Linked DNA regions of Homo sapiens: regions 2, 3 and 4 are each linked to region 1. A link is a contact called in ENCODE Hi-C or POLR2A ChIA-PET data. All regions are on one chromosome and are shown on one strand. The core of a region is the stretch at or near the end of the contact, and the rest is flanking DNA. Distances in the headings are between cores, read along the strand shown. Region 1 holds the start of MYDGF (myeloid derived growth factor). Region 2 holds the start of FSD1 (fibronectin type III and SPRY domain containing 1). Region 3 overlaps STAP2 (signal transducing adaptor family member 2). Region 4 overlaps SH3GL1 (SH3 domain containing GRB2 like 1, endophilin A2).

Region 1 (3,613 bases), core at 461-2,960:
CACGTATATTTGTCCTAGAGAATGGAAGGAAAAAAAAGGTTTGGTAGAAGGAAATTTTTATTTTGTTTAAGAGACGGGGTCTTGCTGTCACCCAAGCTGGAGTGCAGGGGCACAATGACAGCTCACTGCAGCCTCGAACTCCCAGGTTTGAGTAATCCTCTTGCCTCAGCCTCTCAAGTAACTGAGACAATAGGTACGCAACCACCACACCCGACTAATTTTTTTTTTTTTTTTTGAAGCAGAGTCTTGTTCTGTCGCCCAGGCTGAAGTGGGATGATCTCAGCTCACTGCAACTTCTGCCTCCCGGGTTCAAACGATTCTCCTGCCTCAGCCTCCTGAGTACTTGGGATTACAGGCACCTGCTACCACACCTGGCTAATTTTTCGTATTTTTGTAGAGATGGGTTTTGCCATGGGACCTGGACAAGTGAAAACTTTTCTGAGCCTCTAGTTTCTCTCTGTTTCTCTTTTTTATGTGAAGCATTTTCTCATCTGTAACTTGGGCCTAACATATAAAGGACTTGGCATCACACCTAACTATAAGGAAGTAGTCAACAAACTGGCCTGGCACAGTGGCTCACGCCTGTAATCCCATCACTTTGGGAGGCCGAGGTGGGCGGGTCACCTGCGGTCAGGAGTTCAAGACCAGCCTGGCTAACATGGTGAAATCCCATCTGTACTAAAAATACAAAGATTAGTAGTCCCAGCTACTTGGGAGGCTGCGGCAGGAGAATGGCATGAACCTGGGAGGCAGAGGTTGCAGTGAGCCAAGATCGCGCCACTGCACTCCAGCCTGGGCGACAGAGTGAGGCTCCATCTCAAACAACAACAACAACAATTATCCGGGTGTGGTGGCACACGTCTGTAATCCCAGGTACTGGGGAGGCTGAGGCAGAAGAATTGCTTGAACCCAGAAGGCTAAGGATGCAGTGAGCCGAGATCCCGCCACTGCACGCAAGTCTAAAAAGAAATAGTCAAAAAACAGTAAAGATACTGTTATTACAGGCGGGGAAAGGGAGGCTGAGAGGGGAAAGGACTTTGCCGACAAGCTGAGTACAGGGCTGAGGGCCCGGCCTCACACCCTCGGTGAGGGGGGACCTTGTGCAATGGAAGGAAGGAGCACTTCCTCCCTCTTCGGAGCTGCAGCGACTGATTTCCTTCAGGCCCAGGAGGGCAGATGCCCTTTAGCCTCCTGCCGCTCCCATCACTGACCCCTCCCCACCTCTGCGTCTGGAGGGCAGGGGTGCCTGGACACTCCAGGCAGGCGACAGGTGACAGGTGATCACGCCCCCTCAACGCCGCCGGGGCCCACAAGGCCCCGCTCCCTATGAGTTCAGTCCTGCCCCAGTGATGACCCCGGCCTCACGGTCCCGCGCCCCCCACTCAGCCTCCGACCCTAACAATCCGCACCCCTTCTTCAGTACCCACCTCCGCGGTCCGCGCCCCCTCCTCGGGCCCCGCCCCCAATGCTCCGCGCCCCCTCCCCGGGCCTGCCAGCACTCAAATATCCGGGACGGCGGTGGCACGTACCCCCGGGCCCACGTTATGGGAGAAGGAATGCACGACGCCGCCGGGCCGCACGTCAAACGCCACCGTCGTGGGCTCGGACACCGCCTCCGCCGGCCTCAGCGCCACGGCCCCTAGGAGCAGCGCGGCCCACAAGCTCGCGCCGACGCCGTTCCACCCTCCGCTGGGCGCCGCCATGTTGGACTAGGGTCCTCAGGGCAGGGGCGGGTAGACGGGGCGCGGCGAGGGACACGTGGAGCGTCCGCCGGAGGCCACGTCGGCGTCGGCTGTCCACGTGACCCGGCACGCCCCGCCCTGTCCACCGCCCGGGGCCACCATCTTGGGGGCGGGACTTTGTCGAGGGGGCGGGACTTTTGCCGAGGGGGCGGGGCCGCCGAGGGGGCGGGGCCGCCGAGGGGGCGGCCTCGTACCCTAGGGACCCTGCGTAGCCCGGCGATCCTTGGAGGGTCCCTCAGGTGGTAATGGAGTTCGTTTTGGGGTCTCAGGGTCCCTCACCAGCCGTGTGACTGACTGCAGCTCTTTCAGTTAGGAGATGTACAGGGAGTGAGGGAAATCGAAGGTCACCATTAGGCGAACTTCTCATAATCGTTGCAGCCAAGATGTGTGTGCATCGATATTCAAAATTAGCAGAGGGAAAGTAGGATGAGAAGCAGGATGCTTGCTTTTGTTTCCCTCTTGTTGCCCAGGCTGGAGGGCAGTGGCGCGATCTCGGCTCACTGCACTCTCCGCCTCCCAGGTTCAAGTGATGCACCTGCCTCAGCCTCCCGAGTAGCTGGGACTACAGGTGTTCACCACCACCCCTGGCTAATTTTTGTATTTTTAGTAGAGACAGGTTTTCACCATGTTGGCCAGGCTGGTCTTGAGCTCCTGACCCCAAGTGATCCGCCTGCCTCGGCCTTCCAAAGTGCTGGGATTACAGGTGTGAGTCATCACGCTCGATCAGTCTGTGTATTTGTTAATAGGATTATGTGGGTGTTCACTTCCTGGCTTTGATAACCTGGCTTGTCCTAGGGGTTACAGACGATGTTCACATTAGGGGGAGTTGGATGAAGCGTATTAGGAAACCCTACAGTTTCTGCAGATTTTCTGGGAGGCAAAAATTATTTCAAAATAAAAAGTTAAAAAGAAAATAATCCCTACCTCAAGGAGTTGTTGGGAGGAGTAAGTGAGGGAATTAAGTTCCCACACCGGGACGAATGAACTGAGAATTATATATTGTAGCTATTGCTATCATTAGATCCCAGGTTTTCAACTAGAGAAGGAAGTCATTCTTTGGTTACAAATGGCTTAACATTTCAAGAAAACACCAGTGGCCAGGCCTGGGGGGTCAATAATTAAGCTGGTGTTTCTAGTCCTTCCCAACTGGCAAAAAACAGAATCCAGAGAGAAAACGTCATAGATGACTCCTAAGATGGGTTATAATTCACCCTTTGAGGAATTAAATCACTCTACTCCATAGCTACGGAGGGTGGTGAGCCCCAGGGAGGTGAGAAGGATCCCCGTGGAGGCTGACTCCTCTGCCAATGACAGAAGTCCAAGCCAGTTGCCTTTCTGCAGTGGCAGCCTGTTCTAAATTGGGATACCTGCTTGCGTTAGGAAATTTATTGGCCGGGCGTGATACTTCATGCCTGTAATTCCAACCCTTCGGGAGGCCAAGGTGGGTGGATTGCTTGACCTCAGGAGTTCTAGACCATTCTGGGCAACATAGTGAGACCCCATTCCTATATATATATTCATATATTCACATATGTGAATATATATATTCATATATTCACATATGTGAATATATATATTCATATATTCACATATGTGAATATATATATTCATATATTCACATATGTGAATATATATATTCATATATTCACATATGTGAATATATATTCATATATTCACATATGTGAATATATATTCATATATTCATATATACTTATATATTCATATATTCATATATACTTATATATTCATATATATGAATATATATTCATATATTCATATATATGAATATATATTCATATATTCATATATACTTATATATATATTCATATATTCATATATACTTATATATATTCATATATTCATATATATGA
Region 2 (3,613 bases), core at 391-2,890, 370 kb before region 1:
ATCTAGGTACAGGAAGACACAGTGCGAGAGCAGGTGGCTCCGTGGGGGAGGGGCAGGCGACATAGGCCTGAGCAGTGAGTTAAATGACAGGGTCCCTGCCTCAATTATTTTGCTCCCAAAATGTCTTTCTTTTGCTGGGCGCTGTAGCTCACACCTGTAATCCCAGCACTTTGTGAGGCTGAGGTGGGAGGATCACTTGAGCCGAGTTTAAGATCAACCTGGGGTAACACAGCGAGATCCAATCTCTATTAAAAAAAAAAAAAAAAAAAAAAAGATACAGGCTGGGCATGGTGGCCCAGGCCTGTAATCCCAGCACTTTGGGAGGCCAAGGCGGGTGGATCACCTGAGGTCAGGAGTTCAAGACCAGCCTAGCCAACATGGCAAAACCCGGTCTCTACTAAAAATACAAAAATTAGCTGGGCCTAGTGGTGGGCGCCTGTAGTCCCAGCTACTCAGTGGGGTTGAGGCAGGAGAATCGCCAGAACTGGGGAGATGGAGATTACAGGGAGCCGAGATCCTGCCACTGCACTCCAGCCTGGGCGACAGAGTGAGACTGTGTCTCAAAAAAAAAAAAAAAGATACAAAACCAACCCAGGGTGATGGTGCATGCCTATAGTCCCAGCCACTCGGGAGGCTGAGGCAGGAGAACCGCTTGAGCCCAGGAGTTGGAGGCTGCAGTAAGCCATGATTGCGCCCCGTTACTCCAGCCTGGGCAACAGAGTGAGTCCGTCTCTAAAAAAAAATAATAATAATAATTTAAAAAATCTTCCTTTGAGGTTCAGAGAAATAGATTTCTGTTGATAACTTTGGGTCCTATTACATGACCTGCTTGGGGGTCCCGTGGAGGAGGTTCATGGGCTCTCGAGTTCCTCCCAGCCCTGCATCCCTCACCCCTGATTCTGTAGTGCATTCTGGGAGGAGGTGGCGAACCCACAGACCTCAATGTCTCAGACCCAACTGCAGAGTGACCTCCTTTCTCACTCGGACCTAGAAGGCCTGCATCGTACACAGCGTTCCCCTCCACCACAGGGAGGTTCTGCGGTGGCTATGCCTGCACCTCCCCTGCAGACACGTACACCCGCCCAGCCTCCCCTACCCACTCCTTCCCCTCCCCAGAACATTCTGAAGCTCCACCCTTCCCCCCACCGTCTGCTGAGGGACCCTGGATAGATTAGCCCCCAGGTCCTTCCAAAGCTGGACCCAGACATTCTTAGCTTCCGCACCTGGGCTGGCACGGAGACTTCTGGAGGAGCTGTTGGAGCCTGGGGCTTTGTGGGGTGTATAGGAGTTCAGTTGTGACATAGGGACAAATGGAAAGAAGGCACTGGAGGCTAAACACCCTCTTGGGCAAAAGCCTTAGATTTTCAGTAAATGCCAGGCGGGCTAGACAATTTGAGTAGCAACGGATAACCTGTGTGAGTGAACAAGTGGGGAAACTGAGGCACGGGAGCATTAGAGATGATTCTGAGGTCCCACGGCAGGGCCAGGGGTCGAGCCCCTTGTCTTCTCATCCAAGGCTCTCTCCAGCTCACATATCACCACCAACACCGCCCAGTGAGCCCCAGGCGCTGGATGTGAGGGCTCTGGGCGAGGCCAGCGCGGAACTACATTTCCCAGGCGGCCGCGGCGGGTGCGCCTGCGCAATGCGCGCGGTGATGGAGCGCTAACCGGGGGCGCGGCGGCGGCGAGGGCTCGGCGGGCCATTGGCTACCGGCCGCGGCAAAGGCAGCTTGGGGACCCAGCGTGCGCGGGGCCCGCGGGCCGGGCCGGGGTGACCTGGGCTGCAGCCATGGAAGAACAGAGGGTAGGACGGGGTGGGGCAGGGCGGGCCCGCAGGGGCGTCGGGGGCGGGGAAGGGGACCAGGTGTTGCCGCAGCGCCCCCACTCCCTCCCCGCCTCCACCCCAGCTGCTCTGCGGCTGAGGCCCCACCCCATTCGCGACCCCGCCCGGATCTAGCCCCCCTACCCCAGTTTGGGACGCAGCCCCCCCACATCTTGGCTTGGGGCCAGGCACGTGCCTTCTACGCCCCCCCACCCTGCCCAGTATCCCAGTCCCATCCCTGACCCCCATCCCCCACGCCCTCCCTCCTGGCCGCGGACCAGGCGTCCCGGCCCCCCGCCCCACCCCTGGAAGACGCCCCGCCAGCTCCGCAGTGCGGACCCCACCGACCCTGCCCCAGGAAAAAGGAGCAGGTTGGAGCCTGGGTCAGAGCAAGAGGCTCCCGAGCGGGATCCTCCCTCCCAGAATCCCCTGCCCTTCCCCAAGACCTCCCTGCCCCCTCCCCGCTTACCTGGCGCCCCCGCATCCCTGGCCCCCAGGTTCCACCTTTGCCCAGGTAATTTCTTTCTCCTTGCTTATCTTTCTCCCCCAGGTAGGCCCCACCCCTGTTCCGAGGCTAGCCCCTATCCCAGGCTATCCCACCTCCCTGGGGTTTTTCCTTCCACCGAGAACCCTTTCCCCAGGTTAGCCCATTTTCCAGCAGACATCCTTCTCCTCTGGGGTTTTCTGTCCTCAGGCTAGCCCCTCACGCCCCACCTTCAGGATGTAGGTATCGGGTTGTAGCCTTTGTGCTCAAGCACGCCTGGTTCGGGGCCAGGGTCTGTCCCTTCCTGAGAGGTTCTCTGTGAGCCTCAGTTTCCTCTCCTGTAATATGGGGTAGCTTAGGGCGCCCAGCTGCTATGGGTGAATTGTATCAGCCCGGAGCTTTACCTCCTGGCTGGTGCCCAAGCTCAATAGCGTGGCAGCCCCCACATCTCCTCTCTGGATCCCTGGAGGGGAGCGCGGGTCAGGGAGCCTGGCCAGGCTGACGGGCTCACCTGCCTGCCGTGTGTGTGTGCGCATGTGTGTGCATGTGTGTGCGCACGCGTGTGCATTTATGTACGTGTGTGCATGTGTGTGCACGTGTGTACATGTGCGTACACGTGTGTGTACCTGTGTGCGCACATGTGTGTGTGCACCTGTGTGTGTCCACACTTCTGGTGGTGCAGGAGGCCCTGAGGAAGATCATCAAAACACTGGCTGTGAAGAATGAAGAAATTCAGAGCTTTATCTACTCCCTGAAACAGATGCTGCTGAACGTGGAGGTGAAGGCGGTGGGGCAGTCCTGGGGAGGTAAGGGGAGGGGAGGAAGCTGGAGGGTGCAGCCTTAGGAACTGGCCCATTGCTGTTGATGCCTGTGGGAGGTCTCAGGTTCCCTCTCTGAACACGGGCTTTGGCCGATTCTGGCTGTTCCGACCCAGGCGAACTCGGCGAAGGTGCAGGAGGACCTCGAAGCAGAGTTCCAGTCCCTCTTCTCCCTCCTGGAGGAGCTGAAAGAAGGCATGCTTATGAAGATAAAACAGGACCGTGCCAGCCGTACCTACGAGCTGCAGGTGAGGGCTGAGGGCATCTTCCTCTCCCCCCGCCCCTCCTACTCAACAGAACGTAGCTGACCTCGGCACCTTCCTCCAAAAACTGGGTGCTCTCGAGTTTCTGATCTCTCCCCTGACCCCTCCATCCACCTGTACACTCTCTCTTTTTTTTTTTTGAGACGGAGGTCTCGCTCTGTCGCCCAGGCTGGAGTGCAGTGGCATGATATCGGCTCACTGCAACCTCCGCCTCCTGGGTTCAAGC
Region 3 (3,613 bases), core at 494-2,993, 340 kb before region 1:
CACTCCAGCCTGGGTGACAGAGCAAGACTCCATCTCAAAAAAAAAAAAAAGTCTTTGTGTGGCATACACGTGTACACTAATTGAATCTAGATAAGTTAAAGTGCAACGTTTGTACACACACACCTGTGGTGTGTATACGTGTGTGACTGCACGCCTGCTGAGGTGGCTGCTTTAGTCCTTGTCTACATGAGTGCGTTTTGCCCGTGTATCTACACGTGTCCGAGTTTGTGCCGGTGCACGGACGTATCTGCATTTATGTGTACACATGTGATTGTGGCATGACACAGGTGTATCTGTGCTACATAGCATTTGTATGTGACTGGAATTGGGGCACACGTGTATTTATGCATGTGTGATCTGTTGTGCCCGCACAAGTGTGTGTCACCTTCTGGCTAGGCAGGTGGCCACAGTTGCATGGATCATGCATGTGTAATGTGTGTGTGGATGTGGCACTTGGGGGTCCTTGCATACGCCCAGACCAGGGAAGACCAGACAACCCACGCTACATTCCTTTCTAGTGTGTTCTCTGCCTCCTCTTCCCACTCCATAAACAGGACCGATTTCCACCTCTTTCCCAACACCCACCCGGATTCTCGGTCCCTGTGGGGCTACTGCTTGTCCGGGTGTACCCTCTGACCCCTCAATGCCCATTTCTACCTAAGGAGATCCTTTGGGACCATCTGCAAAGACCCACTCTTCTGGGAAGCTTTCCCTGCTCTGCCCCCATCTTCTCCCGAACTCTAGGCGCCTCCCCCGAGCCCAGGTTTTTCCTCCACCCCAAATTCAACCCTACAGGATGAGAGTGTCTGTGTTTAGCTCTGTCCCAAGCTGGGACCCCCGCCCCCTCCCCCACACACACACCCTGACGGCAGGGTCTGAGTCATTTCTGTCCCTGCAACTTTGGGAACATCAGATGCAGGAGGTGCAGCCACCAAACTGACTGAGGGGGCGTGGCTGAATGCGGGGTCCTCGATCCCTCCCACCTCGGCCCGCGGGAAGGGGGCGTCACCTGGGCCCGGAGCGGAGGGCGCCACCCACACATTCTCGCCATTCTCCTTATCGGCTTCCACGTAGCCTGGAACAGAGAGGGCGGCCTGGAGGAAGCGCGGCGGCCAGGGGCGGCCCGGTCCGTCCGAGCGGGGGCGGGAGAGGTGAGCACTGGGCCCCCGAACTCCCCGAAGGGGCACCCACCTAGCACCTTCTCGTAGTCCTCGTCTAACAGGAATGGCACCAGCGCCTTTTTGGTATGCGACACGAAATAGTTGACCACGGCGTCCAGGGAGGTGCAAGAGAACTGGGGGCAGATGGGGGAGCGGTCAGGCTGCTGGAGAAGGGACGCGGACCCCACAAAGTCACTTCTAGGGACTCTGGCCCAACGCTCACCGGCTGTTCCACATCGATCACGTACTTGGGGCCCTCCCGCTTCACCTTGTAATGCCGGACCACGTGCGTCCTGCACCAGGAGAAAGCGAGTGAGTGGCTCAGCCCAGGCTCCCACACCGCCCCTCAGGGAAGGCCCCGCCCCAACTCCAGGCTCCGCCTCCAATAGAAACAGGTCCATACTGGCTCCGCCCCCACAGAAGGCCCCGCCACTGACTGGTTCCACCCCATAAAGGACCTAAGCCCCGTTGACCTCCCGGAGCACTGACTGCCCGATCCCAGCACTGCTCCCAGCGGGGACCAGGCCCGACCGACCCACCCCCACAGAAGACCCCACCTCTAGTCTTGGCACCACCTCCAGCGAGGGACCAGGCCAGACTGACAACACCCTAGGAAAGGTCCGCCCCTAATTCTGGCACCGCGCCTAGGGAGAACCAGGCCCTAAAGACCCCGCCCCAGGTAGGCCCCGCCCCCTGTAATGGCTCCACCCCCAGGCACCGACTCTACCTTCTACATCGCCTTGCCCAACCCTGGACTGGGCTTGAGAATTTGGCATAAGGCTCTGACTTCGCCCCCAGGGCTGGCTCCGCCTCCATAGCCCTACTCAACTTCCAAAAAGGATCACGGCCATGACTCCCCCCCGTAGATCCTGACGCTGCCCAAAGAGCCCATTCCCATCCCTGGATTTGACTTCATCCCCTCCAGTGGCCCAGACCTGGCCCCTGCGTACCTGACGTTCCGGAGGGGCCGATCCTAACCTAGGAGTCTGACTCCACCTACAGGGAGTCCCAGCTCCTAACCCAAGACCTGGCTCTTCCTGCAAAGGAGTCGGCCTGGGCTCTACCTTCTTCCCTAGGCATTAACCCCATACCTGGGGCAAGGCCAGCCTCAGGATCCCACGACCCCGGAGCTCTGATCCCGCCCCCAGCCCTCCCTGCCCAGCTCTGACTCCGCCCCCATGCTCCCCTGCCTAGCATTGACTCCACCCCTCCCCCAGCCCGCCCACCCCAGCTCTGACTCCGCCCCAACACGCCCAGCGTAGCTCTGATTCCGCCACCAGTGTACTCTGCTCAGCTCTGACTCCACCCGCCCCAGCTCGCCCAGCCCAGCTCTGACTCCTCCCCCAATCCGCCCAGCCCAGCTCTGACTCCTCCCCCAATCCGCCCACCTCAGCTCTGACTCCTCCCCCAATCCGCCCAGCTCAGCTCTGACTCCGTCCCCAGACGCCCGTCTCGGCTCTGGCTCCGTCCCCTGGCCTACCCACTAGCGGGTCGGACTCCGCCCCTGCTTCTGACCACGCCCCCGCGCCCACCCTCTTCCCACCCTCCTCCCACCCAGGGCTCTCCAGACGCGCATGCGCACCCGTTGTGCATCTGCCGCGTGGTGACCGACACGCCGTCGGCGCCGTCCCCGCTGGGCCGCAGCAGCAGGTTCCCGCACTCGGGGTAGCGCTCCAGGAGCAGTTGTGCCTCCAGCCGGCTCACCTTCAGGAAGCACCTGTGGCGGGCCGCGTCACCCACTCGGGACCCCGGAGACCAAGTCCGCTCTTCTGCACGTAAACCCTGCCTCCTCTGAGACCCAGCCCCATCCCCATCCCCTAGGCCCAGGAGACCCTGCCCTGCTCTCCAGACCCAGGCCCCTCCCACGGAGACCCAGTCCGGCCTTCCAGGCTCCTAGTTTTTGTGGGGTTTTTTGTTTTTTTTTTGAGACAGGGTTTCGCTCTTGTTGCCCAGGCTGGAGTGCAATGGCGCTATCTCGGCTCACCGCAACCTCCGCCTCCCGGGTTCAAGCGATTCCCCTTCCTCACAGGCCCGGCTAATTTTTGTATTTTTAGTAGAGACGGGATTTCTCCATGTTGGTCAGGCTGGTCTCAAACTCCCTACCTCAGGTGATCCGCCCGCCTCGGCTTCCCAAGGTGCTGGGATTACAGGCGTGAGCCACTGCATCTGGCCGGGTTTTTTGGTTTTTTTTTTCTTTAGAGATGGGGTCTCGCTATGTTGCCCAGGATGGGTCTCGAACTGGGTAAAAGCAATCCTCCCGCCTCGACCTCCCAAAACGCTGAGATGACAGGCGCGAGCCACCGCGGCCAGCCAGGCTCTTAATTCTGGCCCCGGAGATGCAGCTCCAACCCCTAGGGAGACCCAGCCCTGCCTCGTAGGCACCTAGAGCCTCCCCTGGAGATCCTGTCCCGCCCTCCAAACACCTAGACCTTACCCTGGAGGCCCTGCCCGCC
Region 4 (3,613 bases), core at 317-2,816, 300 kb before region 1:
CCATGTGGACACTGAGTTTCACAAGGCAGTCAACACAGGCCTGGCACACCTTGGTCCTCACGGCTCTCAGCTACGGTGAAAGCGATGACAATGACAGGCACTTACAGCGTCTTTCCTCGTGTGGTGGGAAGGCAGAAGCAAGCACTGAATTCCCAAACCACTCCCTCTGACAGCGCCTGGGATGCGAAAAACAGCCCTGAAATGTCCCATGGAACATGGCGGGAACCACTGAACCCCAGCACCGCTGTCTGAGCACAGGCGTTGCTTTCTTCACCCCACGTATCCCATGTGTGCCTGGCGCCAAGGGATGCCGCACAGAGTGAGGATGGACAGTGTGAGGCCCTTCCCAGCACACAGCGCTTCATGAAGAGCCGAGTGGCTGCCAGGCCCTGCCACAAATGGAGGCTCCCAGAGGGAGGCCGCCTGAGGTCACAAGCTTGGCCCTGCCCTCTGGGGGCCAAGTGTCACAGGGTGTGCCATCTCTGAAGTCATCGGCAAATTTAACATCCCGGGTCTGATCACTTGTGTGAAGACGTGCACACACGGCCTGGGCAGGAGAGTGAGGTGTTGCGTGCCGTGGGCCATGGCCTGTGCCCCTGGTGCTCCCCAGGTCTGATTGGTGCTTGCCTGCCCCGAGCTGTCACAAGACGTGGCCAAGGGATGCCATGAGGGTCCGTGTGGTGCCACACTGCGTTGGCTGTGTGGGGCTGGGGGGTGTCCAGCAGGGCAGTCAGGAGTTTAGGACCCAGCCTGGGAGGAAGTGACCCAAGAGCAGGAAGTGCGGGGGCAGGAGAAGCTTGAGCCTGGGGCTCTGCCCACGCCAGGCACCTGGTGTACCCTCTAGCCCATGCCTGGAGGTCACAGCCCAAGGCACCATGAGTGCAAATGCCCCCAACCCCAAGTTCTGCAAAAGGTAGCCTGCCCGGAGTACACGGCTGGTCTTGTGTCCTGGCAACCTGCCCAAAAAGACACCAGCCCCTTTGCCAAGGAATTCCTGGCCCTCCTCCAAGGCTTGGCTCTGGAAGCCCCCACACCACGGGACTGTCCTCACCCACGCATCGGGACCCTTTCTGTCCACCTGCCTTCATGTGCGGGGTGTGCCGGGCATTCAGTGAGCACAGGCCCCATGCCTCTGACCCCTGTCCCTTTCCTGCCTGTGGGTTGGTGGCTCTCAACTCAGCCACACAGCACCTTGGAAGCTTCTTAAAAATCCCCTCGTTGGCCGGGCGCGGTGACTCATGCCTGTAATCCCAGCACTTTGGGAGGCTGAGGCAGGCGGATCATGAGGTCAGGAGATCGAGACCATCCTGGCTAACACAGTGAAACCCCGTCTCTACTAAAAATACAAAAAAATTAGCCGGGCCTGATGGCGGGTGCCTGTAGTCCCAGCTACTCGGGAGGCTGAGGTAGGAGAATGGTGTGAACCCGGGAGGTGGAGCTTGCAGTCAGCAGAGATCCAGCCACTGCACTCCAGCCTAGGCGACAGAGCAAGACTCCATCTCAAAAGAAAGAAGAAAGAAAAAAAAAATCACCTCGTCACACCCACCGCGGGAGGGCTGACTCTGGCACAGGTGAGAAGCAGGAACTGTCCCTTGCGGGGCAGGAGAGTGGGGCTGCCCTCCATTTCTGCTGAAGGCATTAGGAGGAAGGAGCCCCCCCTCCCTAGGTGTTTTTGGGGCGTTCCACTCTATTTCCTGGGACAGTTTCACTTCTTTTGATTGTGGCGAGAGAGGGCGTGCTCAGAGCCAGCGGCTGCCGGAGAGGGAAATGAGTGGCTGATGTGAGACTGGACTCTTCTGGGAAGCCGGGAGGAGAACTGAAGCCAGCGGGCTGCGAAACCACACCTTCTGGGCGGAGGCCACCCCGGCCCCACGACCTGCCCAGGCAGGACCCAGTGTGCAGGCTGGCAGGAGTGGCTCCGTCAGGGCCCTTCCCCAGCCCCCTGCCTCTCACAGGGCAGGAGGAGAGGCCCTACCGGCGAGGACCACATCCTGCCTCTGAGGGGAGGGGCTGGGGACCCGCCACGGTACCAAAGACCCACCTGGTGGCCTCTGGCTCTGGCCCTGGCCCCACCTGCCCATCTCACCTGGGAATCCAGGACCCTGCCTTCCTGAGCCCCAGGACGACTTCCTGAACCCCCACAACCGCCTGACTCCTCGCACCCCTGACACCCGGGAGGCTGTGCCCTAACTACCCGGGTCCCTCTGCTCAGCTCCAGCCAAGTCCCTTGTGGTGACTGATGGTCCCCCACGGGCCAGGCACTGGGCAGGGGACACAACCCTGTAAGGCCCCTTCTCTCCAAGGCTTATGGGCTAGAAACCAGCACAGATGGACACAGGGATGAGCAGCCACAAGGGAAACACGGGAAAAGCAAGGCAGCCGGGCCACGTGCAGCGCCGGCCGCAAGCGCGGAAACCAAGCGTGGGCTCCTGCCCGCTGGGGCCCTACTCACTGCGGTCTCCACACCAGCACACTGCTGAGCACGGAGGGGACCGAGAGTCTGCGGCAGAGCTGGGCGCCACGGGGAGGCTCACCAGAGGGCGCCTCTGGGCTCGCTGTCAGGAGCGAGTGTTCCTAACCCTGGTGCCATCTGCCAGGCAAGAGCTGCCTGTTGTGGGGCAGCCAGCCCCAATGCCCCCGCATCAGAGACCCTACCGGTGGGGAGGGAGGACTGAGGCCATGGTCCCAGCAGTCCATTCCTGCCGAGGGAGACTCTGCAGGCTGGCTGTAGCCCTGACTAGTGCAGCGGACTCAGCAGTGGCAATGACAGCTCCGCACTCGAGTCCATCCCATACCCACAAGGCTCGCCTCCTGTTCCCACCCCGCATGGCAGGAAACGGAGGAAAATAATGGGGCCACTCAGTAGCCAGGGACCCAACAGGGCTCAGGGGTGAGACCACCCTCCGCTGACTGAACCTGCATCAGGGTGGCAGGGTGGGTGGGGGCCCCCTCCCCACTCTCCCACAGGGCCCCACCTGGACGGGGTCAGAGTACCAGCTGCAAACCCCGAGTGACCAACCGCAGGCCCCACAAGGGCTGCCATCCTGAGAGCAACACCAGCGCCTTCTCTCCCCATGCCTGGAACAAACAGGCCGAGCCCAAGAGGGAACAGTCTCCAAGACTCTGCCCCTGCTTCAGATGCCGGCTGGCCTCCCACAGAGGCTGTGACATGTCCCCGCCTGGAGCAGGGAGAAGTGAGGTTTGGCCAACCCTGCCAGGCGAGGACCAGGGCTGAGAAGTCACTATGGGAGAGGCCCCGGCTCAGTCAGGCCTGGCAGTGGCCTCTGGGAAGGATCCCACTGTTGCCTGCCGGACACTTCCCCAGGGTTTGGCAAGACTGGCTTGTGGTCTTTCAGATCTTTGCCCAGAGATGCCCAGCGGAGACCTGCCCACTCTATGCTCACGCATCCCACCTGCACCCGCCACCTGCATGCCGCATGGATTTTCTGCCTGACCCTGTACTCTGTCACCTGTGAGCCAGGCACCTGGGAAACGAGCAAGCTGGACACGAAGATGGGGTTTTGCCCCAGAGCATGGGACTCTTGTCCCCCTGGGAGAAGGGGGCTATTCCTTTGAAGCCTGGCATTCATTAGAGTTTAGACCTTTGGCTCTC

Evidence for each region. Hi-C counts contacts between places; a loop is a spot of excess contacts on that map. ChIA-PET counts read pairs that join two places held with the same protein, here RNA polymerase II (POLR2A). Pooled maps may share reads with other maps.
Region 2: a pooled map shows a loop between it and region 1 (3-fold over the local background). The contact joins the promoter of FSD1 here to the promoter of MYDGF in region 1. A Hi-C loop is called at or near these places in 1 of 50 pooled maps. POLR2A ChIA-PET finds 5 or more read pairs at or near these places in 2 of 52 experiments (H1 and HEK293).
Region 3: a loop to region 1 is called in a map of CD14-positive monocyte, with 2.4 times the contacts of the local background. The contact joins the enhancer-like site here to the promoter of MYDGF in region 1. A Hi-C loop is called at or near these places in 1 of 168 maps with a recorded cell type or tissue (CD14-positive monocyte) and 8 of 50 pooled maps. POLR2A ChIA-PET finds 5 or more read pairs at or near these places in 3 of 52 experiments (HEK293 and WTC11).
Region 4: a loop to region 1 is called in a pooled map, with 3 times the contacts of the local background. The contact joins the enhancer-like site here to the promoter of MYDGF in region 1. A Hi-C loop is called at or near these places in 2 of 50 pooled maps. POLR2A ChIA-PET finds 5 or more read pairs at or near these places in 4 of 52 experiments (A673, CD4-positive, alpha-beta T cell, HepG2 and 1 more).

The regions. Positions count from the first base shown.
Region 1 is chr19:4,668,632-4,672,244 of GRCh38, forward strand. MYDGF (myeloid derived growth factor) reads right to left here and starts at 1,711. Exons shown (of 6, transcript NM_019107.4): 1 at 1,530-1,711; 2 at 1-14. The coding sequence starts at 1,703. RefSeq lists a silencer at 1,711-2,100.
Region 2 is chr19:4,302,958-4,306,570 of GRCh38, forward strand. FSD1 (fibronectin type III and SPRY domain containing 1) reads left to right here and starts at 1,641. Exons shown (of 13, transcript NM_024333.3): 1 at 1,641-1,804; 2 at 2,989-3,084; 3 at 3,241-3,372. The coding sequence starts at 1,790. RefSeq lists a silencer at 1,595-1,764.
Region 3 is chr19:4,325,933-4,329,545 of GRCh38, forward strand. It overlaps STAP2 (signal transducing adaptor family member 2), which reads right to left. Exons shown (of 13, transcript NM_001013841.2): 6 at 2,743-2,877; 7 at 1,384-1,453; 8 at 1,192-1,294; 9 at 1,010-1,075. Among named protein-coding and RNA genes, the nearest start is that of STAP2, 11 kb to the right of the region's middle. RefSeq lists an enhancer at 597-1,578 and a silencer at 2,548-2,797. Within about 2 kb of position 1,744, at least 7 of the 41 ENCODE cell types and tissues checked have a DNase peak (open chromatin) inside an H3K27ac peak, as active enhancers do.
Region 4 is chr19:4,367,570-4,371,182 of GRCh38, forward strand. The region is part of intron 1 of SH3GL1 (SH3 domain containing GRB2 like 1, endophilin A2); the gene reads right to left. Among named protein-coding and RNA genes, the nearest start is that of MPND, 26 kb to the left of the region's middle. RefSeq lists enhancers at 1,423-2,372, 1,731-1,920, 2,373-3,320. Within about 2 kb of position 1,567, at least 33 of the 41 ENCODE cell types and tissues checked have a DNase peak (open chromatin) inside an H3K27ac peak, as active enhancers do; they include A673, CD4-positive, alpha-beta T cell and OCI-LY7, where a contact is called at or near this core.